Linked DNA regions of Homo sapiens: all the other regions are linked to region 1. A link is a loop called in an ENCODE intact Hi-C map of the cell type or tissue named here. Cell type or tissue: prostate gland. All regions are shown on one strand.

What was found. A loop is a pair of places that touch in the nucleus more often than their neighbours do. Peaks named below come from ENCODE experiments on the same cell type or tissue, not always from the same donor. Only the 100,000 strongest peaks of a DNase experiment are listed, where the experiment ranks them.
Region 2: a loop joins it to region 1, with 3 times the contacts of the local background. A loop is called at or near these places in 15 of 110 quality-filtered maps.
Region 3: a loop joins it to region 1, with 2.7 times the contacts of the local background. A loop is called at or near these places in 3 of 110 quality-filtered maps.

The regions. Positions count from the first base shown.
Region 1 is chr10:77,171,021-77,179,020 of GRCh38, reverse strand. All of the region lies in intron 5 of KCNMA1 (potassium calcium-activated channel subfamily M alpha 1), which reads left to right. Among named protein-coding and RNA genes, the nearest start is that of KCNMA1-AS2, 34 kb to the right of the region's middle. In prostate gland, a CTCF peak has its summit at 4,967 (motif pointing left); a DNase peak (open chromatin) is centred at 4,960; H3K27ac peaks cover 2,463 bases.
Region 2 is chr10:77,367,391-77,375,390 of GRCh38, reverse strand. The region is part of intron 2 of KCNMA1 (potassium calcium-activated channel subfamily M alpha 1); the gene reads left to right. It overlaps KCNMA1-AS3 (KCNMA1 antisense RNA 3), which reads right to left. Exons shown (of 6, transcript NR_126365.1): 4 at 2,444-2,544; 5 at 1,556-1,694. Among named protein-coding and RNA genes, the nearest start is that of KCNMA1-AS3, 21 kb to the right of the region's middle. In prostate gland, no CTCF peak of the experiment used is centred here; DNase peaks (open chromatin) are centred at 780, 1,099, 2,807 and 3,270; H3K27ac peaks cover 3,672 bases.
Region 3 is chr10:77,283,636-77,291,635 of GRCh38, reverse strand. The region is part of intron 2 of KCNMA1 (potassium calcium-activated channel subfamily M alpha 1); the gene reads left to right. Among named protein-coding and RNA genes, the nearest start is that of KCNMA1-AS3, 63 kb to the left of the region's middle. In prostate gland, no CTCF peak of the experiment used is centred here; a DNase peak (open chromatin) is centred at 3,755.

The DNA of each region.
Region 1 (8,000 bases):
AAACCAGAACAGAATAAAAAATAAGGCAGCGGATGTGAGGACAGTCATGTCGGCAAGCAGCAAGACGCTGCTTATTTTAATTCCTGTCCCCACCCACCAACTTATTCATTTTGTTTCCCTTACAAATCCAAACCTCACTAAAATAAATGCACCTTGAAATGAGAGCTTTATCTTATTTTGAGATTTGAATAACATGCTCCAAGGAGAACTCATATGTCCGTCTGTCTCATTCTCTTTTGGGAATGTATCCCCAAGGTAGGTCAATGGGCTGTGCTGCCTCTGTTTGTGTGTATGTTTTTTTGTTTTTGTTTTTGTGTTTTGGAGTTTCGCCCTTGTTGCCCAGGCTGGAGTGCAGTGGTGCGATATTGGCTCGCTGCAACCTCTGCCTCCTGGGTTCAAGCGATTCTCCTGCCTCAGCCTCCCCGATAGCTCAGATTACAGGCACTTGCCACCACACCCAGCTAATGTTTGTATTTTTAGTAGAGACGGGATCGCCATGTTGGCCAGGCTGGTCTCAAACTCCTGACCTCAGGTGATCTACCCGCCTCAGCCTCCCAAAGTGCTGGGATTACAAGTGTGAGCCACTGCACCTTGCCTGTGTGTATGTTTTTGTTGAGGGTGATCTTGTAGGATTTAAAGAAGGGAGTAGGAGGAAAGTAATGATGCACTCACCAGCCAGTTTTCTAGCCCATTTTTATTACCTACTGTGTGCTCAGCACTGGGATGAGAGGAACACATGCCGGGCCACCCTGTATCCTACTGGTACTGTGATTTCCAACACCATCCCCTGTTCTTTGACTGATGAAATCGGCATATGATAAGGGACCATGGTCATTGGAACCATGATTGGAAAACTATAAACTTGATTCTATTGTCTGTATCAGAACTGGCCTTAGACCTTAAACCTTAAAACCTTCAGTAAACTCTGCTAGAAAATAGAAAAATGAGTTAATGCCCAATCACAGGGCAGTTGCAATGATGTAGGGTATCTGCTTATAAATATATGCCCAAAATAGTCCTTTTTTTGTGTCAGAAGGCAATAAAAACAGGATTATATAAAAAAAGCACAGGTGCTTAAAAACAACAACAACAAAAGGACAAAACATTGTTCCTGTTTGAGACTAAAGTTTCAATCTCATTTTGGAACCAAAATAAACACACATGCAGTGACAGCAGGTAACACTACCCACTATATAATTAAGCCCGTAATTGCAAGGTACAGGCTGTAAAGGCCATGGGAGTTCAGAGGAGTGAGAGCTCATGTGGGTGGGAGAATGAGGATAGGCTTCTGTGAGAGGCTGGGGCTCAGTGGAGGCTGCAATGATGGGCTAAGACAGGGAGAATGAAGCCTAGTATGTGTGGAGCATGGTGTGTACCCACAGAAGCTAATAACAGCCTAGAGAAGAAAGTGGCCTTGCTACTGGGGAGGATGAGGCAGGAGGACCCCTGAGCTCAGGTGTTTGAGACCAACCTGGGCAACATAGTAAGACCCTGCTAAAGAAAAGAAAAAAGAAAAGAAAAGAAAAGAAAGAAAGTCAGAAAGAGAGAAAGAGAAACAGAGAAAGAGGAAGGAAAAGAAAAGGAAAGAAGGAAGGAAGGAAAGAGGAAAGAAGGAAGGAAGGAAAGAAGGAAGAAAGTGAAGGAAGGAAGAAAGGAAGCAAGGAAGGAAAGGAAGGAAGAAAGGAAGGAAGGAAAATAAAAGGAAGGAAAGAAAAGAAAGAAGGAAGGAAAGAAGGAAGGAAGAAAGGAAAGAAGGAAGGAAGAAAGGAAGGAAGGAAGAAAGAGAGAGGCCTTGCTGAGTGCCAAGCATCAGCCTCACAACCTTGCAAAATGGTGTAGAAGTTTTCTATTTCCAAGCAGTTCTGTGGGTGAGAAGTCCAACATGGGTCTCTCCAGAGGCTCTAGGGAAGATTCCATGTCCTTGCCTTTTCCAGCTTCTAGAGGCCACCTACACCCCTTGGCTCATGGCCCCTTTCTCCACCTTCACAGCCAGCAACTAAGGGTGCATCCCCACCTTGCATCACTCTGATCTTGCTTCCTGCCATCTCTTCTTTGCCTCCTTCTTCTACTTTTAAGGACTCTTGTGATTACATTGGGCCCACCTGGATACTCCAGGATACTCTTCCCATCTCCAGGTCAGCCTATCAGCAACCTTAATTTGCCTGCTGCGTTCATTTCCTTCTGGCATGTAGATGACCATATTCACAGGTCCCAAGATTAACACAGACATCTTTGAGGGTCATCGTTCTGCCTACCAAAAGGGGCATATTATTATTCCCATTATTATTTCCAAAGAGGAATCTGAGGCTCTGAGGGGTTGAGTAACTTGCCAAAGTCAGAGCCCAGAAGAGGGTGCGCTGGGATCCGGGCCCCTGTTCAGATGTGCCAAAAGCTCTGCAGAGCCTTTTGGAGTCCTTTGCTCCAGGGGTCATTCACGGCCCTTTGGGGCCATGCTTCATGTTATTTTACAGCCTGTTAGGGAGGAGACCGTTGGGGAGAGCCTTATTGAAGCTCAACACCCTCCCACACCCCTCATTTGCATGGAGTGACATTTTTTTTTCTTTTCATGGGAACAGGTGAGTTACTAGACAGACTTGCCTGTTGTCTGTTGTTCTTACGCAACTTACTCTGAGGTTTGGGTGCCCCTTCCTGTGCAGCTGCAGTGACTGAGGGGAACATATTAGGTCTGCATAACCTCCACCTAGTAGCCCTCTTTTTTAGGAATCATGCTTTATTGCTTTCTGGAGTTTACAGAGAAACCCAAATGAGACCAAAGAGTTGTGGTGGTAGGCCACCATTTTCCTAAGGGAAGCGGTGGATGGGGTCAGCACACCACTCTTCCTTTTAATGGTTACCCCACCCAGGGCTCAGCTGAAGTCTCAAGCATCTCTCTGTTCCTCTGCTTCAATGGAGCATCTGGGCCCAAGGCCACCTGCTTGGCTGAAGAGCCCCGCCCCACCTTCAGGCAGGGTCAGGATGATTCTGTGAATCTCTGGACCTTCTGTTGACTGGCCTCTGCATTTGGTAAGAATAATCAAGAATGAAAGCTGTGGCCTGGTTTCAGTTTCCTGACATCAGTAATTTTCAGTGTTTGGGATTTAAACAAACACAAATAGTATGGTTTGGCCAGAGAGTGGAGGCAGACCCTGGTTGGCATCCCCATATGCACAGCCCTGCCTCCTGCCTCCCCTTTCCCTGTACTTCCTGCCCCAGCTCCACTAGGCTGCTAGCTGCATCTTCTTGCTGTCTCTGCCCTGTGCCTGGTCATGAGTAAGTTCCTGCCCTGACTCTGCAGGTTGTAATCCTTCTCCCCATTAAGGCACAGCTCTGACTCCAGCTCCTGTGTGCAGCTTTCCCATTCTCATCCATTGGAATGAATTCCTCTCTGACCTTTGTATTGTGCTGTTAGGATTCGTGCTATAGGAGCACCATACGCAGCCTGCTTTGTACTGACAGGTAGGACTGCAGCTTCCATGATAGCAATGTGGCAGGGACTGTGGCCCCCTTGTTTTTCGCTATGTCCCTAGTACCTGGAACAGTGCCTGACACATAGTTCATACTTGTTGAATGAATGAATGAGTGAGTCTTCTTAGGATCATGATAGTAAGGAACAGTTATTGATTGCTTATTAAAAGTAGGCACTATGCCCAGCATCTCACAGTCATTCTCTGAGTTAATATTCACAATAACTCGATGAGTAAATATTCATAGCCCAAGTTTACAGTTTGGGAAACTGAGGTTCAGGGTCTAAGTAAGTGGCAGGTCCAAGACTCAGGTTAGTCCAATTCTGGAGCCCATCTTTTAAAATGATTAGACCAGTGGTTCTCAAAGTGTGGTTCCTGGATCAGCAGCATCAGCGTTACTGGGGACTTGTTACACATGAGGGTTCTTAGAGCTCAACCGAGACCCAGGGATCAGAAACCGCGAGTTGGAGCCAGCAGTCTGTGTTTTAACAAGCACTCCTGGTGATCTCCAGTTTTGGAGCCACCGTACTGACTTATGCTGGGATGGTTCTCGAATTTTTATTAGAATCCCCCAGAGTGCTTTTAAAACTCTTCATGTTCAGGCCAAGCCTTTAAACCATTAACCTAAGAATCTCTGGGTGGAGGGTGTGACCTAGGCTCAGCTTCTTTTAATGTTTCTCAGTTGTGTCTGAAGTGCAGTCAGGATGAGAACCACTTGTATGCATCTCCTAACTTTCTAAACTTTACTGTGCATGAGAAGCACCAGGAGATCTTGTTAGAATGCAGTTTCTGATTTAGGAAGCCTATGCTAACGTCAGAGATCTACATTTCCACCAGCTCTCAGGTGTAGTGATTCTCCTGCTCTGTGGACCACACTTTAAATAGCCAGGCTTACCAATCCACTTAAAAATGGCCAAAACCACAATTACTTTTGCACCAAACTAATACACTGTGCTGTCCAGTATGGTAGCTCCTAGCCACATTTGCCTATTTAAAAGCTCAGTTCCTCCATCCTACCAGCTGTTTTTCAGGTACTCAAGAGCCCCATGTGGCTCATTGGCTGCGGAGCTGGACAGCACAGATGTGGAACATTCCATCATCATAGACAGTTCTGTGGGACCACGCTGCTCTAGAATGAGTCTGTGACAGCACACACCATGGCTTTTTACTTTTTGTATGCCCAGGACACTCTTGCACATAGTGGAAGCTTAGCAAATGTTTTTTGAAGTGATTTTGAGTGAATGGACCAATGGTAAAAATTCTATATCTAAAAGAAATAAATAACTTTCCTGAAGAAATGCTAGAGAAATCATGAATACACTGTTAAAAGGAACCCTCTACCACCCTACCCAAATTAAATTAAATATACTTAAGGACTCAGTAGGCCAAAAAGCACAAGAGACACTGGACCATGCTCCAGCTCCAGGACACACTACTCTGCTGCTACTGAAATGGCATTTTGGGCTCTGAAAGGAAAGGTCTCTGGTGCCCCCTAGAGGCTGGTCCTGCAATTTGCTGGATTTGTGAGCAATTAAGTAGCAAGGGGAGAGGGGAAGGGGGCCAATTTCATCATGCTCAGATGGGCAGTTCGTGGTTAGCAGTGGTGGAGATAGGCTCACTTTGAACTCCTATAAGCTATTTGACATCTGATAACTTGACTCAACCGCTATGACCAAAAGCACCCCTCCCCCAAGGGAGTTGCTTCTCAGTGACAGTGCCCGAAGCCTGGAAGGAAGGGCCCCTGAGTGCCCCCAGAGGTCACCCACTCCATGTTCCAGGCAGCTGACTTTCAACTTGGACATCTAGATTCCCTGAAGCCCAGAGCCTTCTAAGTAAACTGCTGTCTGTAGTCTGTGGGTTTCTTTAGAATAAGAATAGTGAAATAAAGAAAAGAAAAAGTATGATTTCCCTTTTTGGGCCAGGTGTCCTTAGGAGAGTGGGGGTTGGGGGGTTTGAGAGAAAGAGAAATCCAAAAGAAAAGTGCTTCCATAACTAGAATAAAGTTAGATGTGTTCATATTACACATATTACATATATGTGTATATATATGTATGTATGTGTATGTACATACAGTATATAATTGTCTCAAGTGCTCTTCCAAACAGTACTATGAAATAGGTGTCATTTGGGGGCCCATATTACAGATGGGGAAACTGAGGCTTCAGAAGGTTAAATAAATTGCTGAGAGTCACCTAGTGAGTAAATGGTAGAGCTCAGCTTTGATCTCAGGCAATCTACCTCCAAAGTCCATGTTACTTGATATGATACTATGCTGTCTCTCAAGCTACAAGTTAACACATTTTTAATAACTTACCAGCCTCCAAACTACTTTTTTCCCCCATGTTCACCAGTCCCCTCTTCTGAGCTTCTTGACCCATTCTATACAAGTAGCCAAATAAATAAAAACAATCCATGTTTTTACCATTAGTCCATGTTGAAATAGTATCATGCTAGATGTTATGGGCTGCTATGGTCTGAATGTTTGTATCTGCCCCAAATGTATGTGTTGAAATGAAATCCCAATGCCGTCGTGTTGGAGATGGGGCCTCTGGGAGATGATTAGATCATGAGGGTGGAGCCCTCAGGAATGGTATTGGTGCCCTTATGAAAGAAGCCCTTGGGAGGCTGTTTGTCCCTCCCACCATGCAGGGAAACAAGAAAGTGCCATCTATGGAGCAGAGAAAAAACCCTCCCCAGATGCTGAATCTGTTGTCGCCTTGATCTGGGACATTCCGGCCTTTAGAACTGTGAGCAATCAATTGCTGTTGTTTATAAATTACCCAGTCTAAGGTATTTTGTTAGCGCATATAGACTGACATGGGGCTCTACTCTTGGCTTGAGCTTTTTTTTTTTTGTTTTTTTTTGAGAAAGAATTCAATGGCAACATACACCTTATGAATAGCATTGCAACTGAATTGCTCTAGTGTGACAAGAAAAATGAACTCATTATTAAGTTCTGTCCCTATGATTGGGCTCTGAAGAAGGCAGCCCAGCCAAGTGGAATACTAAAAATTTGGATGTATTTCAGGGAGCTCATTGCTGTTCCGGTCGCTGCTATAGCTAAAACTGCTTCTAGAGAAATTACTCCTCTCCAAGAGATTTCCAATTGTGTTCCCTTGATATTGCTTTGTCAGGGACACGCTTTAAATAAGATGCCCTCCGTAAGTAGAGATTCTAAATCCTCATTGATTTGCATGGCTCTGTTATATGCCAAATTGGAAATACCATCCTAAAATGAATGTCTTCAAGGAACGAATTCAGCAGTAGGTTTGCATGGATGCCAAAACCTCTCCAGATGGCTGTACTTCATCTGGGGTATTATTGGAACAGCCTCCTCAGCAACCTAAATCTCTAGGACTGGACGTATATTTACCTTCACATCATCTTCAAAAAATAGATGCCTTGATTCTTTTCCATGAGACCAGGGCCATAATGGATTGACCTGGCTAGCAGATCAGATAGGGAGAAAATGAACACCTGAAACCAGCTCAGGGATTCGACTGCATTATTCAGCTGAACACCTACTGTGTGCAAATCCCTAGGTGCTAGGAGTGACCCAAAGATGGGGAAAACATAGATCTTGCCTCTATAAGATGTTAATAACTTAATTGGAGTGTCCTCTAGAAAGAACAGTAAGTTTATAGGAATTTAGAGGAGGAACAGATGGAGGAAAGTTGGCCATCCCAGCCCAAAGAAGATTTCAGGTATCTAAAATATAAACATGTTTCTCCTAGAGCAGGACTACTCGAGGTGCGGTCTGCAAGCCAGCACATGGCCTGGGAGCTTAATAGAAATAAAAATGTTGGAGTTCAACCCTAAACCTGGAGAATCTCTGAAAGGTAGGGCTGAGGAATCTGTTTTAACAAATTCTCCTGGTGATTCTTCTATGGGCTAAATGATCTTGGCAGTATGTTAGAATCACCCAGGAACTCTGACACGTCCTCCTGGCCAGACTGTATTTCTAACCAAGCATATGAGAATTGGGGATGAACTCAGTCACCAGAATGTTTTCAAGTTCTCTGAATAATTTCACTTGTGCAGCCACTGTTGAGAGGCCTGGCACAGTGGTGGTTCTTAAACCAGAGGAACATACCTGAATACCTGAGAAACTTCAACACACACACACACACACACACACACACACACACACACACACGCACACACACACACGCACACGTACTTTCCGAAATCTATTCTGTGAGGCTCTTTGGGTCGTGGTAAGGACAATTGCTTTGGAACAAGCACACTATGTATTCTAGATAGACCAGTGGTTCTCAAACTTTGAGTGCACCAGAGTCACCTAGAGGTCTGGTTAAATTACAGATTTGGGGTGTTCCATCCCCAGAGTTTCAGATTCAGTACACCTGGGATGGGGCCTGAGGATCTGCATGGCTAACACATTCCCAAGTGATGCTGCTGCTGCTGATCTGGGGGCCACACTTTGAGATCTGCTGGTCCAGCCCACGGTGAGGCTGAACTTGAATTCTAGTTGTAGCTGCTATGCAAGTTTCCAGGATTCTGGTATTAGAGTAAACC
Region 2 (8,000 bases), 200 kb before region 1:
TTCTGAAGTGTTGAGTAGCTCCTAGGGGTAATACGGCCAGCTGGGAAAGATGCCAGGATTCAAACTTAGGTCGGACTCTGAAGGCAGTGTGCTTTCCTTTATTCATAATTGCCTTTGAGATTGAAGGCAGAGCCAACAGGAGCAGGACCATTGTGGGTGTTCAGCAGTGTCCCCTCTCCTACCCTTGCTCATACCCAGTTTTAGCTCTGTGCCTGGACTCTAGCTGTCCCCCGCCAATGGTGCCACAGCTCCATGCCTTTTCTGTGACCTTCACCACTTTCTCTGCCCTTGGGGCTTCCTCTTCCTCTTGACTTTTCTCAGCACTTAGGTGTTGGCCATAACTGTTTTTGGATGACTGCATTGGGTAAGTCCCACCAGTCCTGTGAGATTGCACCTTCCCAAAAGGCAAGGAAGTTGTATGGAAACTGGTTTAGGCCTTGTGTGAGATTCCTTTGCTAACAGTCCAGGAAGCTGTGTCTGGGGCAGCTTCCTTCCCCCAAATATAGATACTTCTCCAAGCTTCCTGTCTGGAATCAGGGTGTTGTGAAATGTGGGCACTCATTCAGTCCTAGGGGTCATGGGGAACCCTACCAGCTTTCCCATTAAACCCAGCTGGTAAAATGGACTCATGTCTGTTTGTTTTTGGGGTTTGTATTCCCTCCTACCTAAAGAAACTGCAAGAGAAGGGATAGAAAAGACCAAGGCATCAGCAAGTCTGTGCCCAGGAGTGCAATAATCCTTGTGTTTACTGGAAGGGGAGGCTGGCATTGAACCCATGTCAAGATAGGTTTGGAGAAAACCCAAAGATGCCAAGGCCTTGCCTTCCATCCCCTGTGATCTACTACTTAATCAAATAGCCAAGGATGTGTTAAGAGGGAGAAATGTGTAAATGTTTAGAGAGCAGTGAGTTGTGAGCTGTAAATGGCCCTGGCATGTTTATAAGAAATGAGCAGGCCAGAAATGAAACCCCAATAGTTTTTTTGTGTGGATAGAATTACCAAACTGATGGATGGAGGGAGTGTTCTGGTTGTTAAATATTTGGGCCTTGGGAGTCTTTTGATGTAGCACCTTGTGACAACTGCTTGCAAAGTGAGCTCAGACTAGCTTAAATTAGCTCAGGCCCACATGTTCGGGAAGGGAGGCTGGAGTAGATTCCCGCCATGGTTGTTTGCAGCTCTCCCTTCTAAGAGTTCAGGACTCTGGTAGTCAGAGCGCCCAGGCTTGGCCAGATCAGGGCACCTGGGGAAGGGTTTGTCTCTGCCTCTTACTACCACATGAAGTACTCAGAGTCTGGGTGATTGTGGACAGGGCTTCAGATCAAGGAAACTTAAGATTCTCAATCAGCCATTGACATATGCCAAGACCAATCAATCTTTTTCATCTCATCTCCCATTATCCACCCTTCCCACAGCCATAACCACCCACTGGTCACTGTGCATGTCTCCCTCCTTTGTCTTCTGGTGTCCCTGCCATGGTTCCTTCAGGCAAAGATGCTTCTTCAACCTATCCCTAAATAATTCTGCTTGAACCTTCAGGGTCAAGCTGAAAGTGGTACCTTTTTCACAGTCTTCCTGGGCCCACCAACTGGAAGCAATCACTGCCTCTACTAAAGTCCACATCAATTAAATAGTCAATTAGATAGATCCAGAGTGAAAATGGAAACCACCTTCTTTTTGCATCAGTGGGATGGATGACTGGAAACATGGATGACCAGACAGGTGAAAAGAAGAATGGAAGGAAACATGAGTGGAAGGACAAACATAGTGTCTCCTCGTTAAAAAAAATACTGTTTCAGCTTTCCTAACCTCACCTGTAATAGAGCTAGGAACAATAGCCCCATCTCATTATGTGAGAATTAAAATACTTAGCCCCAGGTATGAAGCACTGTCCCATTATTGTTGTTATTTTGGAAAATAACTCCGTAAGATGTTCAACCCTATGAGGAAATTATTCTTTTTAAGATTCAGGCTTAAAATCAAATATTCCTGGGGCTTGTAATTTCCCATGCAGACCTACGCCCTCATGTTACTGTTGAAGAAACTGAGTCCAGAAGAGGGGAGGGAGGGACTTGCTCACACTCCCAGAGTTGGTGGCACCTGGGTGGCAAAGTATAATTTTCAAAAAGTTAAAATTGTGACTCATACAAATCTAGAATGTGGACATGTCAAAAATGCATTTAGCTCATTAATGAGGAAACCAACAAGATGGCAGCATGAGTTTACATAGGCACTGGAGGAAGAGTGTTGGAATGAGATTGCTAAATTAGAAACAAAACTGGTTAATGTCCTACACGGGAGTCAATTAATAAACTTTGAGATTATCTTTTCTCCTGAACAGAAAACATTTGTATTTCTACTAGGCAAAATCCTACACATTAATGTGTAACTTCACATAATCTGGCTATTTAGTTGGTAGCAAATATCAAGTCAACAAAGGTACTTACTTTCCTCTAGGTAATTAAATATTTCTTGGGCAGGCTGTTAAACATTGCTCCACAGATGACCTTGAAAGGACATGACACATTTCCATTCCATTGCTTGACCCCTGCTAATAGAACCAAGTCTTCTCACCCAAGCTGCTCCTCTCTTCCTCTTCCATCTCTCTGCTGCATGCAGGGAGCCTGGTGCCTTGCTTCCATTTTCTCATTGGAAAAATGAGGGCCATAATACTTGCCTTCTCCACCAGACTAATTATGTCCAGTTATGACTTGGGGAACCAGGCAAGCGCATGGAAGAAGATCACACAATCCTGGATCCGGAAGACCTTGGCATCCAAGGGAAAAACAGGTGTGGGCAAACAATTGCACCAACATTTGGCAATGGCTGTGGCAGGCAAGAGCAAAGGACTGCGGCGCCTAGAGAGAGGAGTGACTTGGCTGAGTAAAGGAAGAGAAAAAGATTGAGAGAGGAACACTGAACTGGGATTTCCAAGACCCGTAGATCTGTTGGTGAAAAGGGAGAAGGGCATGGTCAGCCTGGTGAACTGCAGATGTTAAGATATAGGGACTAAAAAGTAAGGCACTTTCCATTTAATGTGCATATGCTGAGCTTTTGTTATGTGGCAGGTTCTGTGTTTAGCCCTGGGGAGTGGCAGCGATGGGAACAATCGTGGGCAAAACAGGAAACAAATTCTAGTCCTTTTGGAGTGATTCCAGGAGGATGGGGGTTTGGGTGGATTTGAGAGGGGAACAAGGGAAGTGGAGTGGAGGCAAAAGAGGCTGGAGAGACTGGTCTTGCACTGAGTGATGATATGGTTGATAGCTCCTGACCAAACAATTAATCTTTGTTCAGAACTTTCCCTTTGGAAAGTCTGTGGCTGCCTTCTGGGGAAGGCAAACAAATGTGAACTCAAGAAGTTTACAATTTAGCTAGGGAAACAGGATGTGCAAACAGGAAGAACCAACTATGTGAAGGTAGGTAAGATAACTGTTGACTCCATGCTTTAAGGAAAGGAGAGCTCTTTGTGGCTTGGGTGGTCAGCAAGAATTTTTTAAGCAGAGATACTCTTGATTGGGTTGGATAAATAAAAGAGCAAGGAGGACATTGTAGGAGGGGAATTGCTCCCAGCAGAGCCTAGAAGCAGAGAGATTTTCCAGGGTTCCCAGGAGAAGAGATTGAATAAGTGCAGTGGGCCATGTGGTGACACATCTTGAGTGTCCAGCTGGAGAACTGGAAGTGCATATCATAACAGGGGTGGAAAACTCAGAGGTTGATAGGGAATGGTGAGGTTGCAATGAGGGGACCGGTGGGGACTTTGACCAGTGGAGCAAGAGTCTTTCCAGATGAAGGGAGCAGCTGCCTCACAGCTCTGGCCAGCTGTGGACATTTGGCCAGTTTGTAATTTGTCAAAAGAAGTCAGAAATCTGCATTGTTGTGAAATCTCCAGATTTTTTACATGTTGTCAATTTAATTAAAATATTAAAATCAGCCCAGGGGTCAAGACTGCTGACCCATGCATGGGGCCTGGGGGGAAACTTGTGGGGCTCCAGCTTGTGGCTTCTCTGTTGGCGGTGCAGCTGTTGAAGATTCCTACACACAGGTGCCACAGGGGAAGATGGCACAGGAAAGGAGTGTGGACCTGGAGAATCAAGTAAGGAGCAGGCAGCAACTGAGGCAGGGCCATATGCAACTGTGGCCAGGGGTCACATATCATACTGAGCAGAGTTCACCTTGCCCGAGAACCACAAACCCAGGACAAATAGAAGGGAAACAAAATAAAGGAAAGGGAGCCAGCGTGTCTCGTTCAGTGTTGGGTAAGTAGTATGAATTTGGTTTGTTTTCCTGGCTGTCTTTAAAGAACGCTGGGCGGTGCTAGCCTGTATTTCTGATGAGAGGAAGGGGATTTAACCTGTGGTTCAAGTGCACTTATTTGGATAGCTCAGAGTCTTCATATGGTGTTGTTGTGCAAAGAGCACTGGACTAGAAGTTGGGAGACCTGGATTACAGGAATGACTGGTGTTAGCTGAGTGCCCCACTGTGTATCAGGTATTTTGTGCACATTTTCAGTAATTCTCCAAACAACCCTGTGAAGTAGAGGGCACTGTGACTCTACTTTTTCAAGGTCAAGGTCACAGAGTTGGTCAATGCAAGGCTGGGATTGGAATGAGACTTCAAAGGCCAAGTCTTTTCCAGTAGACCCCGCTACTGCACTGGCCTATGCTGAGTCTCTCCACATGCTCCATGTTACCTGTTGTGTGAACTTGGATAGGTCATCTACCACAGAGGAGCAAGAGGGGAAACTTCTTCAGGGTTTGCTTGGTCCAGTCTCAACATGCTGTGGTTCTGCAGTTGAGATGCATGTTGAAATGCATTTCATTTGTATGTTGACTTTTTTTATTCTAAAGGTCTTTGGATGTTTAATTTCAAACAAAGAGCTAGAGATTGGAGAGGCATCAATCTCAAACAGGCAGCGGCAGGGGTGTTTAGAATGAACTTGACAGCCCTGCAAGAAAAGATGTGTTCTTATCATATGTGGAAGGGCTTTTTTTTTGGTAGGAAATAGGTACTTGGACATGTAAAAATCAGGCATTCCAGCATGGCTGTCCCCAAGGCCCCCACCTGGAGGCTTAGACTGCAGCTTCTGCTGTTTTCATATCTTTCTCCCCTTTTATCCTCTCTGAATGTTTCCAAACCCCCAAAGGACCTGCAACTTTAAAGAGAAATATTATTGATGCAGTTGAATCTATTTTTAGCCTGCTGGGGTTGGTGCACATCCAAAGCAGAAGAATTTGGTTTTATATCTATTTTATCTACATCAACACTTCTTTACCTAAAATCCATTAAAAGATAACAGAAACAGAGCTGACTTCAGACGACATTCAATTGGTTCATATTTTGGGGGGCAATATGTCATGCCCCACCTTGCTGTAGCTGAGACATGCCTTTAACATTTCCAAGGAGCCACAGAAAAAGACATAGAAAACCTTCGATTGCATTTAGAGATTAGAAGAGGATTTTTCTCCTAAATATGGAGCTGTTTCCTTGACTCAGCAGGTATGTGAGATGGATATGAAAGCAAAAGATGTTCCCTTGCCATGAAGCAAGTATTTTTGAGTCATAGATCTTATTGATCAGACTCATTCAATTGGACATTTCTCTTGTGTGCACACATGTTCCCTCTCTCCTCTGTCTCCTCCTGCCTCAGTAACTTGTAGAGAGACTTCCAAAAAGAGAGCAGGTTTTTAGAGTTGAGAGTTAAAACTTCTGGAATGTTGTTCTAGCTCCTGGGGTTGGGCAGGGAAAGGTAATCCTCAAATATAGGTGGGGCCTCAGAGGAAGTTTGGTGAATCTGTCAACTAGAATTTTTTCTTGAAAATTCTCATTGAAGTAACCTCTATCCTCAAAGGATTCCAATATACATCTAGGGTTGAAAAGGAATGAACTGATGGCCTTAATCAGATTGATTTAATGAGCATAGGGCCAGAGCCACAAGAGCCCAGACTGGGTTTAGAGTAGAGGTTCACACATGGCTGCCAGTTAGAATCACCTACAAGACATAGAAAAAATTCCAGCACCTAGGTCCCCCTTCAGAGATTCTTATTCAGTTGGTCTGAGTGAGGTCTAGGCTTCCATATTTTGTAAATCCTCCCAGATGACTTCACTGTCATTTCCACTCTAGAGCTGTGCTTCCCAGACTCTAATGTACAGGGAAATTACCTGGGATTCTTGTTAAGATGCAGATTCTGAGGACCTAGAGAAATGGCAAGACATACCATGTTCATGGACTGGAAGACTCATCCTAGTAATGGTGCCAGCTCACCCCCAGATTTCTCTACAGATTTAATGTAACTCCAACCAAAATCTAAGCAGGACTGTTTGCAGATATAAACAAACCAATTTCTAAAATTTATGTGAAAAGGCAAAGCAACTAGAATAGGTAAAATAATTTTGAAAAAGAAGTGTATATTTGAAGAAATCACCAATCGCCCTACCTGATTTTAACACTTGCTATAAAGCTATAGTAATCAAGACAGTGTCATATTGGCAAAGGGATAGACACATAGATCAATGGAGTAGACTAGAGTCCAAAAATAGACCTACAACAAATATGGTCAATTGCTTTGATAGAGGTACAAAGACAATTCAATGGAGAAGGAGTCTTTTCTACAATGGTCTTGGAACAATTGGACATCCAAGGGCAAATGAAACAAAACAAAACAAAAAGCTCAACCTAAACTTCATGTCTTATACAAAAATTGACTCAAAGTGGATCACAGATATAAGTGTAAAACTATAAAGCTTTGATAAAAACACATAGGAGAAAATCTTTCTGATCTGAACTTAGGTAAGTTAGACATGACCCCAAAAAGATGATTCACAAAAGAAAAATGGATCACTTAGACACGTCAAAATTAGAAACTATTATTCTGTGAAAGATACTATTATGAGAATGAAAAGATAAGCTACATAATGGGAGAGAATACTTAAAAATCACATATATTACAGAAGGCTTTATAGCCAGGATATATAAAGAACTCTCAAAATTCAACAGGAAGAGAACAAGCTACCCAACTGGAAAATGGGCAAAAGACTTGAATAGACACATGATCAAAGAGGATATTTGGATGGCAAATAAGCTCAGAAAAAGAACATCAGCATCTTTAGCCATTAGGGAAATGCAAGTGTAAGCAATGATGAGATGTGAACACACCTATTATAATGGCTGAAATAAAAATACCAACAATACCAAGTAGTGATGAGGATGGGGGGCAACTGGAACTCTCAGACATTACTAATGGGAATGCAAAACAATGTTGCTATTCAGGAAAACAGTTTAGAAGTTTTCTTATAAAATTAAGCATATACTTAGCATATTACCAGAAATTCAATGTCTAGATATTTACCCTAGGGAAATGAAAACTTAAGTTTACAGAAAAAACATTCATATACATGTTTGTAGCATCTCTATTCATAATTACCCAAAACTAGGAAGAATCTCAGTGGGTGAATGGCTAAAACAACTGTGATACATCCTTACCATGAATACATGCAGTAGCAAAAAAGAATGAACTATTGATAAAAGCAACAACTTGGATGAATCTCAACAACATTTTGCTCAATTAAAAAAGCCAGCGTTAATAGGTTACATATTATATCAATTTCATTTATGTTACTTCCTTGGATAGGTAAAACTGTAGTGACAGAGGACAGATTAGTGGTTATTAGTGGGTAGGGGTGATAGGTGTGATCATAAAGGATAATGCAAGATAGTTTTTGGGGCAGAGTTGTTCTGTATCTTGATTATGGTGGTGGCTATACAAATTGACACATATACTAACATTCGTAGAACTTTACACCAAAAATAAAAAATTAAATTTACTGTATAGTAATTTAGAAAATGAAACTTTTGAAAAGTGCAGATTCTTATTCAAGAGGTTTAGCAATGGGGCCTGGGACTCTGCATTTCTTATAAGCTCCTGAGTGATGCTGGGGCTCTTGGGAACACAAGTGGAGGGGGTTAGGCTCTACAGAGGAAACATCGTAACATGCAGATTCAGCTCA
Region 3 (8,000 bases), 110 kb before region 1:
TTATTCTCCACGGAAGGCGACTGGAGCAAAAGAGGTGGTTGGCCACCCATTAATACATCTCCTTCTTATTGGGACATTTCGCCCTGCTAAAGGAGTAATCATGGATTTTCTGTGAATTTTCCTTTAAGCGTTTTCTGTGTTAAAAAAAATTGTAGTCTGCCTAAACTGATTTATGTGGGTAATTTATGGAGTACCTGTTTTTCTTTTTTCTCTCTTCCTTTTTCTTCTTGCTGAGGTGGTACCTTTGCTGCCTCATCCCTGGAGTTTTGCATGAGAGTTGAATTTTGAGCTGCAACAGTTTTTCCCATTTAAGTGTTAGAGTTGACTGGTACTTTATCAAAGTTCCGTAAGTACATTTCATACAAGAAATCTCAGCAGGTTAGAATCCGGGGACTTTTTATTTAAACCTCTAATGACAGTGATACTGGCCTGTAATTAAGGCATTTCTGGAAGTTACTTCAATTGACTTGCAGAAAGGAAGGCAGAAACCCTTGGAGGCTGGTACTAAATTCATGGGGAAGAGAGGCACGGGAAGCTGTGGTTTGGGAGGAGGGCTCATGTGTAGCGTGGGGCATATGTGTGTGCTAACTTTCCTGGGTTTCTGTCTGAATTGCTAATATGACATTAGGTGAAAGGCATCTTGTCAAGAATGCTGCATGTCTGGTGGACTTCCTGAATATCAAATCTCCGAGCCTTCTTTCCAACTGCCCCTCCTGGCCAGCCTCATGAGACACTGATGAGAAAAATGCCACAGCTTTCAAAACAGTTAACCTCTCCTTTGGCAATTCACAGCACTGGGTTTATTCAAGCTTACGATGACACAGAATTTTCCTCCCTTTGAAAAGTACTGGTTAAGTCTTTCTGTCTCCTGCCCTTCAAAAGCAGTCATTGTGTTTGTTTTTTTCAGAGGTACCATCAGGGTTGTCAGAAAGTGGAATTTCCCGCCAGATCAGAATTTCTTCAGCCTTCATTCATGACCTGAGTACTTTTGGTTTTGAGGGACAAACTTGCTCTATTTTGAGCACTGAAGGAAAACATCTAACTCCCAATTATGGGTCTGTGCACGTGAATAATTGGGTAATGGGATTAAAGTGCTTGAAGATACAACCCTTCCTCAGGTGCCCCTTTTCACACATAAGGAAAGTGGAGTACGAAGGGCACTGGCTCACGGGAAGGAGTGGTGGGGACCCCAGGCCTTCAGTCCCTCATTTAACAAGGTTGTAAAGTCTGATCTGACTTCTTACTGCAAGCACCGCTACTTCTATGACATCCTCCATGCCCTTTTTATTTCAAAAGCAGTTTAATATGTTATTTCATTTAATCTCCACTGCAACTATTTCCATTTAAAATTTTGTTAGATAATCAATAGTGCTCTAAATATGAACCAATTTGGAAGAAATATGAAGAAAAGTCATCTTTTAGAGACAACCCAATTCATGGGCCTTGTAAACATTTTTATTTTTTAGGTAATCATAAAATAAAATTGACTTTTTAAAAAAATTTGGTGTGTAGGTCTATGAATTTTCACAAATGTATGGAGGCGTGTAACCACCACTATAATCAGTGGAACTGTGCCTTTACCGCATCGAACCGCCTCCTTCCATCTCTAACCCCTGGCAGCCAGGGATCTGTTTTTCATCACCATAGCTTTATCTTTTCAAGAATGTCAAATAAGGAGAATCCACAGGATGTGGCCTTTTGAAACTGGTTTCTCTTATGGGCTTACTTTTTTTTTCTCAGTTAGAACTTTTATTTAAAATCAACAATCAATTGAACTTGCCTATTTGCCGAACAATATCTACAGGTAGAAATTTGCAAGAATAACTCTGGATAAGCATAGTAGGCCATCTATTTCATCATGAAGGAAATTTTTGATGTACTATTTTGAAGACTCTATTTACAGTCCCTTATATTTAAACTATATCTATTAAATTAGTGTTATATTGAAATAGCCATTAAAACAAAACAAAACAAAAGTCTTACATGGACCAGGCACTTGTGAAGTACTCTATTATTTCATTTAAGCAAATATACATCCTTTATGGGTCATCTGTGTCATTTTGTTATTTACTCCTCTTGTACAAGCTTGGCAGGGTTTGAGTGGTTCTTTAAAAGAGAAGTTGGTGATAGGGAGGGAACTTCATTTCTGTCCCAGATGCTGACACCTTGTGGGCCCTTGGTAACTTCCGCTGCTGTCCATTTCCCTCATGTAAGGGCAGATGGCATTTGCATACCTGGAGGGACGCCGGCTGGAGTTACAGATGCCTGCTGATGATTGGAATGTTAGGGACTTAGTGACATGTGCTGTAGTCATGGGGTCCTCTCAGACACTTAGGGCATGCAGGCCTTAGGGGAGCCCTGTGCCTTTGGGGCTGGCTGATGCTGGGGAGTGGGACTGTCTGCTGGGTTCAAGGTGGAAAGGGAACTGCTCCTGTGTGGTTTGCCTGCCAAGGAGCTAATTAGGAGAATGGGTTTGGTGATCTTGATCTGACAGCCAATGGGAGACTTCCTGGGGAGCTGGAGGAGATAAGCCTGTCAAGAGGCTCCCAGCTGTGTTAGGGCCAGGATTGTCATTGCTGCTAGGCAGGGCTTTGGTCCTCCCAAAATGAGAGTGAGCAGATTGCAGCATTCTTTCTCATAGCACCAAGGAATCATAGACTCCATGGCTAAGTGAGGTGGAACCAACCACATTGTGTGGTCAGCCAGTGCCAACCTTTCTTCTTGCCTGGCCTTGTGGATGGTGTTCACTTTTGAGATGCAAACTCCAGGTTATGTTATGAAACTCCACTTCTTTGTCTCTCAAAAAAAGCTTGTTAAAATGCGAGTATCAGTAGCCTTTTATTTCAAGCCTCAGATCTCCTCTAATCAGGCCATCAATTGGCCATACTGATAGCTATTATTAACCATTATTGAGAGGCACTAGATTATGAAGAGTTGAGTAGTTAAAAGCAGCATTTCTGGAGACAGACCACATGATTCCTAGTCTCACCTCTGCACCTGGCTGGCTGGGTGACCCTTGCATGTTGTCAGCCTTTCTGAGCCTTGGTTACCCCACTGGTAAAATAGGGATGATAATAGTACCTCCTTCACAGGTTTATTGTGAAGATTAAATTAGTCAATACATGTAAAGCTACTGACAGATACCAGCCTTTGGTTGTAAGTTAATTTTGAGGATTCTATATTCGGCCACCTCTGCTACTCTGTCATCACATTCAGATTGAGAACTGCTGATCAGTCTAAGTCTCACAGGGAATAAAGCTGAGGTCTACAAAGGCTCAGTGATGTACACAGGCAGAACCAGAACTAGGAGTGTCCCTGGACCCTTAATCTCTTCACACTGCAAAGCAGAAAGCTGGTGATCTGAATAAACTGTTTGCTCTTGGGGACTTTGCTAACTAGAAATCTTTATTAACTTGGACTCTGATTTTATTGTCAAGGCAAGAATAAGCAATTTTTAGATCAACAACTCCAAGTCACTGGAGTCACTTCAGCAGAGTTTCAGTGTTTAGTGTGATTTGCTGTGCCCATTTCTCTGCATAATGGCCTTCCATGCATGTATGAGGGGAAGTCCATAGTTAACTGGAATGCATGCGTAGGCAGAGCTTTTTGTTTGCCAACCAGGAGTGATAACGGAGTTTATTGCCACTTGATCCCCTCTGCCAGCCCATCTGGGTCAACTTGTTTTTCTCTGGTGTTTGCCCTTTCCATCAAATTGTTCCAGAGACTAACAACCTGGCTTAGTGATGACAAGTGTGTTAATAGTGGAGCTCAAGATAAGGCAGCAGTAACTCTGTTTGCTCTGAGAGTTTGCTGCCTGCCTGCTGAGTGATCCAGGGACTTGTCAGCCCTTTGAGTTAATGTGTGTGAGGTGCTGGATGCAGAGAAGAGCACTTGGTGTGCTTTCAGCTTGCACATGTGTCTTGGTGCTCAGCACTCCCCATCCCATGCCAGGAAACCTCTCTCTCTCTCTTTGCAGGAGATCCTCATGCCAACTCCCATCTAAAAAATGAATGCTTGTGATTTGGAAATACTTTTTCATAGATGCTCAGAAGGTGTTTAGAGTTTTGGCTTTTGCTTAGTTCACAAACCAGGTAATTCCCAGTTGTCCATATGAATGCTCTATAGTCAAATTTAGGATCCCAAATTGGCTTCTTTCATCACTGAGCAAGCTTCTGGACTAGACAGTCTCTTCTGTAATAAAATTGCTAAAGTGAATGCAACAGGAAGGAGAGGAGGAATTTGCAATGACCTCTTTGTGTAGGTAGATAGTCTGTGCTTTCCTGATGCAGGCTCCCTTAACATGAGGATTGTGTATGGGGCAGTGACGTACTGCTTCTGAATTATCCATGCAAAATGTTTGGCTCTTTGAGTGTGAAGCAGCAGCAGTTGCTTGTATTTTCAGACAAGGGTCTCAGTGCACGGAGAGGACTCCCTCCAAGTGTTGTCTTTGCATTTCCATTCATCTTATTAGAGCAGTGCAAACCCTGATGCATGAATGAACTGGGTTTGTGGCTGAATGAGTTTGGATTTGCTGAGCAGGCTGATTCAGGAAGTTGTCCTTGATTCCCCTGCTGTTTCCCATGTATACACACCCTTCCTAAGTGAATGTGGCATTTGTATTGGATGAAGGCCATAGCTCAGTATGAAACGTGATTATATGTCTACTCTAATCCTCAACAGGCAATGCTTTCCACTTAGGGTGTTTTAGAGGACATGTGTACCATTGGACTTGCATGATATTTGGGTCAAAGGCATTTATGGACAGAGATGGAAGGTATGATCTATCAGCTTAGAAACTCAACCTCAAGAGAGAGGAGGGTGTATAAATGAGGATGCATAAAGTAAGAATGGAACCCCCCCCCCCCCCCCGCACACACACACACACCGTCCCTAGTCAAATTTGCAAAGACTTACGGATATGCTAATAAGATTGCTGCTGGCTAGGGGAATTCACAGGTCTGCAAATTCTATGAATTCTAATGCCTCACTCAGCAATTTTAAAAATGAATGGACTGGAATTAATTGGGAGCCTCCTTCCATGGGAATTTTGGAAGTATTCTTAGGTATCACAGAACACTGTCTGTTTATGCATAAAACTCCATAAACTACAATGGAAATCACTCTAGATAACAACGTGAGAGATGGGTATTACCAGGGGCATATGGCGTAATTTTAGGTGGTGGCCTGACCCAGCATAGGATGACACAGACTCCAATGAGGAGAGGGTTATGTTTTCTTTTACATTCTCTTTAACACAGAGAGAATGTCTTCCCTAGGTTCTACCAGGTCTTTAACACCTCTCTAAACTTTGGCAATCAGCCTCCGCTCTCAGGCTCTGAGTCTTTGTTGGGGTGACAAGATCGAGGTGGCGTTTAAATGATCTGGGTTTTCTTTTTTGCTGTATGTTTAGAATTACCTTCTAGTTATAGCAAGTGAGATGGGCTTTCCATTTGTGGTAGTGAAATAAAGTTCAATTTAAAAATTGAACTTTAAAGAATGAGATTTAAAGAAAAAAAATTACACAATTAATTGTGTAGGTAGAGTCCCATTATAAATATGTTGTCAGGACAGGACATGAGTGATAGAGATAAGGAAACCCTGGCAATAGGAGATAATGACTACTTTGATTACACAGGGAGGCAGTAAGGACTGGTTCCTCCTTCATCTTGTAAACATGGCCACTGTTTCCACCAGGGGAATACTGATCGCTGTCCTTTACAGAGGCACTGTGCTAAGTAAGTACTTTTCACACATCTCATCTAATCATCTGAACAACCCATGAGGTATGCATAATAACAAACCTCTTCCTTTAAAGATGAGGAAGCTGGAACTTAGAGATAGTAACTGGCTTTTCCAAAAATACATGGCCAGTAAGGGGCAGAGGCAGCATTTGAGCACAGGCAATTTGACTCCAGAGCCTGGCACCTCACCCCTATGCCATGTGGTAACACCCAGTAACAGCCCCAGAGAAATCTAATCAGAGAAAATTCCAGTCATTTCAGTTTACTACCTGGGGCAAATTGAGTTTATGGTGGGGGAAAAGAAAAACACATTTTAAAGAAGGGCAAAACACCATCCTAAACTTAATGAGTCCCATATGCCATCCCTATGTAACATCTTAATTTTCACCTGTTTCAGTGTCTGTTCTATTTCTCTCATACCACTGCCTGTAGAAAATAGATGCATGTTCTTGAAATTCCTACTTTTTCTCATTAAAGGTTAGATTTTATTATTCTTTCTCTCAAAGTTTGGATTGCCAAAGCTTTTGGATTTGGAATATATTTGGCTTGCATAGATGCCAATATTTATACATTGATACGAAGATTAAAAAAAAAACTTTAGAGGAGAGATCCTTTTACAACTAGACTTGATTTAGAGTCTATCAGAAATTTTCTTACATATTTAGCATAAGTATTGTGAGATAATGTATGCTTTCTAAAAATATACATGATGTTCTGCTCAGTCGAATGCATTTATTTCTTTCTTTAAAGTTTTCTGGGTAAATTTCAAGAGCATCGGGATATTACTTAACTTGGTAGATTTTATTAAACCTCCAAAGAACATAATTAACTCATTTTACAAACTGTTAATGCTTACAGAAATTCATGATAAATGAGATCACTTAAGACTGTTTCGGGAGAACAGGAAAAGCCAGTTTGTTAATGCTGGTCCTCTTCTCTATTATAATATTGTGAGAAATGAAGGAATGTTTATCACTAGCTGTTATAACCTTAATTTGAGAGTTCTTTAAATGGCAATTACATATATTTACAGAAGAATGACACTGGCATTTAGCTCAATATTTTCAGCTTAACAGAGTCTCGTTGGGCGCGGTGGTTCACACCTGTAATCCTAGCACTTTGGGAGGCCAAGGTGGGAGGATCACCTGAGGTCAGGAGTTCACGACCAGCCTGGCCAATGTGGTGAAACCCCATCTCTACTAAAAATACAAAAATTAGCTGGGTGTGATGCCATGTGCCTGTAATCCCGGCTACTTGGGAGGTTGAGGCAAGAGAATCGCTTGAACCTGGGAGGTGGAGGTTGCAGTGAGTCGAGATCGTGCCACTGCACTCCAGCCTGGGCAACATAGAGAGACACCATCTTGAGCAATAATAATAATAATAATAACAACAACAGAGTCTCCCCTGAAAGAGGGATTATAAAACCAGGGCAAGCCTGTCAAAGAGAAATTTGATTTGGTTCTGCTGTTTTACATTTTAATATGCCTGTATGATGACCTAGCCCATTAAATTTTTTTTCTTTAAATTATCAATAGGCTGTCTCAACCTCTGTTCAATTGAATTTTACTCTACTCTCCCAGGGAACAAAATGACAGAGCATTTTGTTCTAGGTACCTTAGTTCTTGTTGCCTATTGTGGCAGCTCTATTTCCAGTACAGAGTTTCATAGGAAACCTCTCTTCTTCTGGTCATGCCTATCACCCAGTCACCTTTCCTGAACAATTAGGAATTGACTTTCTCTTCCCCAATGCTGCATTTCACTCTCACCCTCAGTGTCCAGCCCTGGTCATATTGTCTTTAGCCCAATTTTTCACCACGCCATAGTCTTTCTTGCCACTGGGCTTTGCATGTGCTGTTCCCTCTGTTTGCACATGCTGTTCTCTCTTTCTCCTCTTCTTCCCATCCCTTTCCCACAGCACACGCCTTTCACCCAAATAGCACCTACTCATTCTTCAGATGCCAGCTCCAGTGCGACTTTCTTGAGAAACTTCTTTTCACCTTGATCTTTTGTGAGCAGCTCTTCTAGAATTGTGTTATGTTCTTCCATGCCCTTATTTCATTTTGGGTTCACATTCATTGGGGATGATTATGAATGGATACCTGTCTCCCCCATTAACTGACATTGTTAAGTTCCCTGAAAGCAGCTACTATCTGTTTTTTGTCTCAGTTCTATCCCAGCACAGGATGAGCACTCCATTAAGTATCTGCAGTATACATAAGTGGACAGAAGTGTTTGTAAACACCCACGTTCTGCCATTCT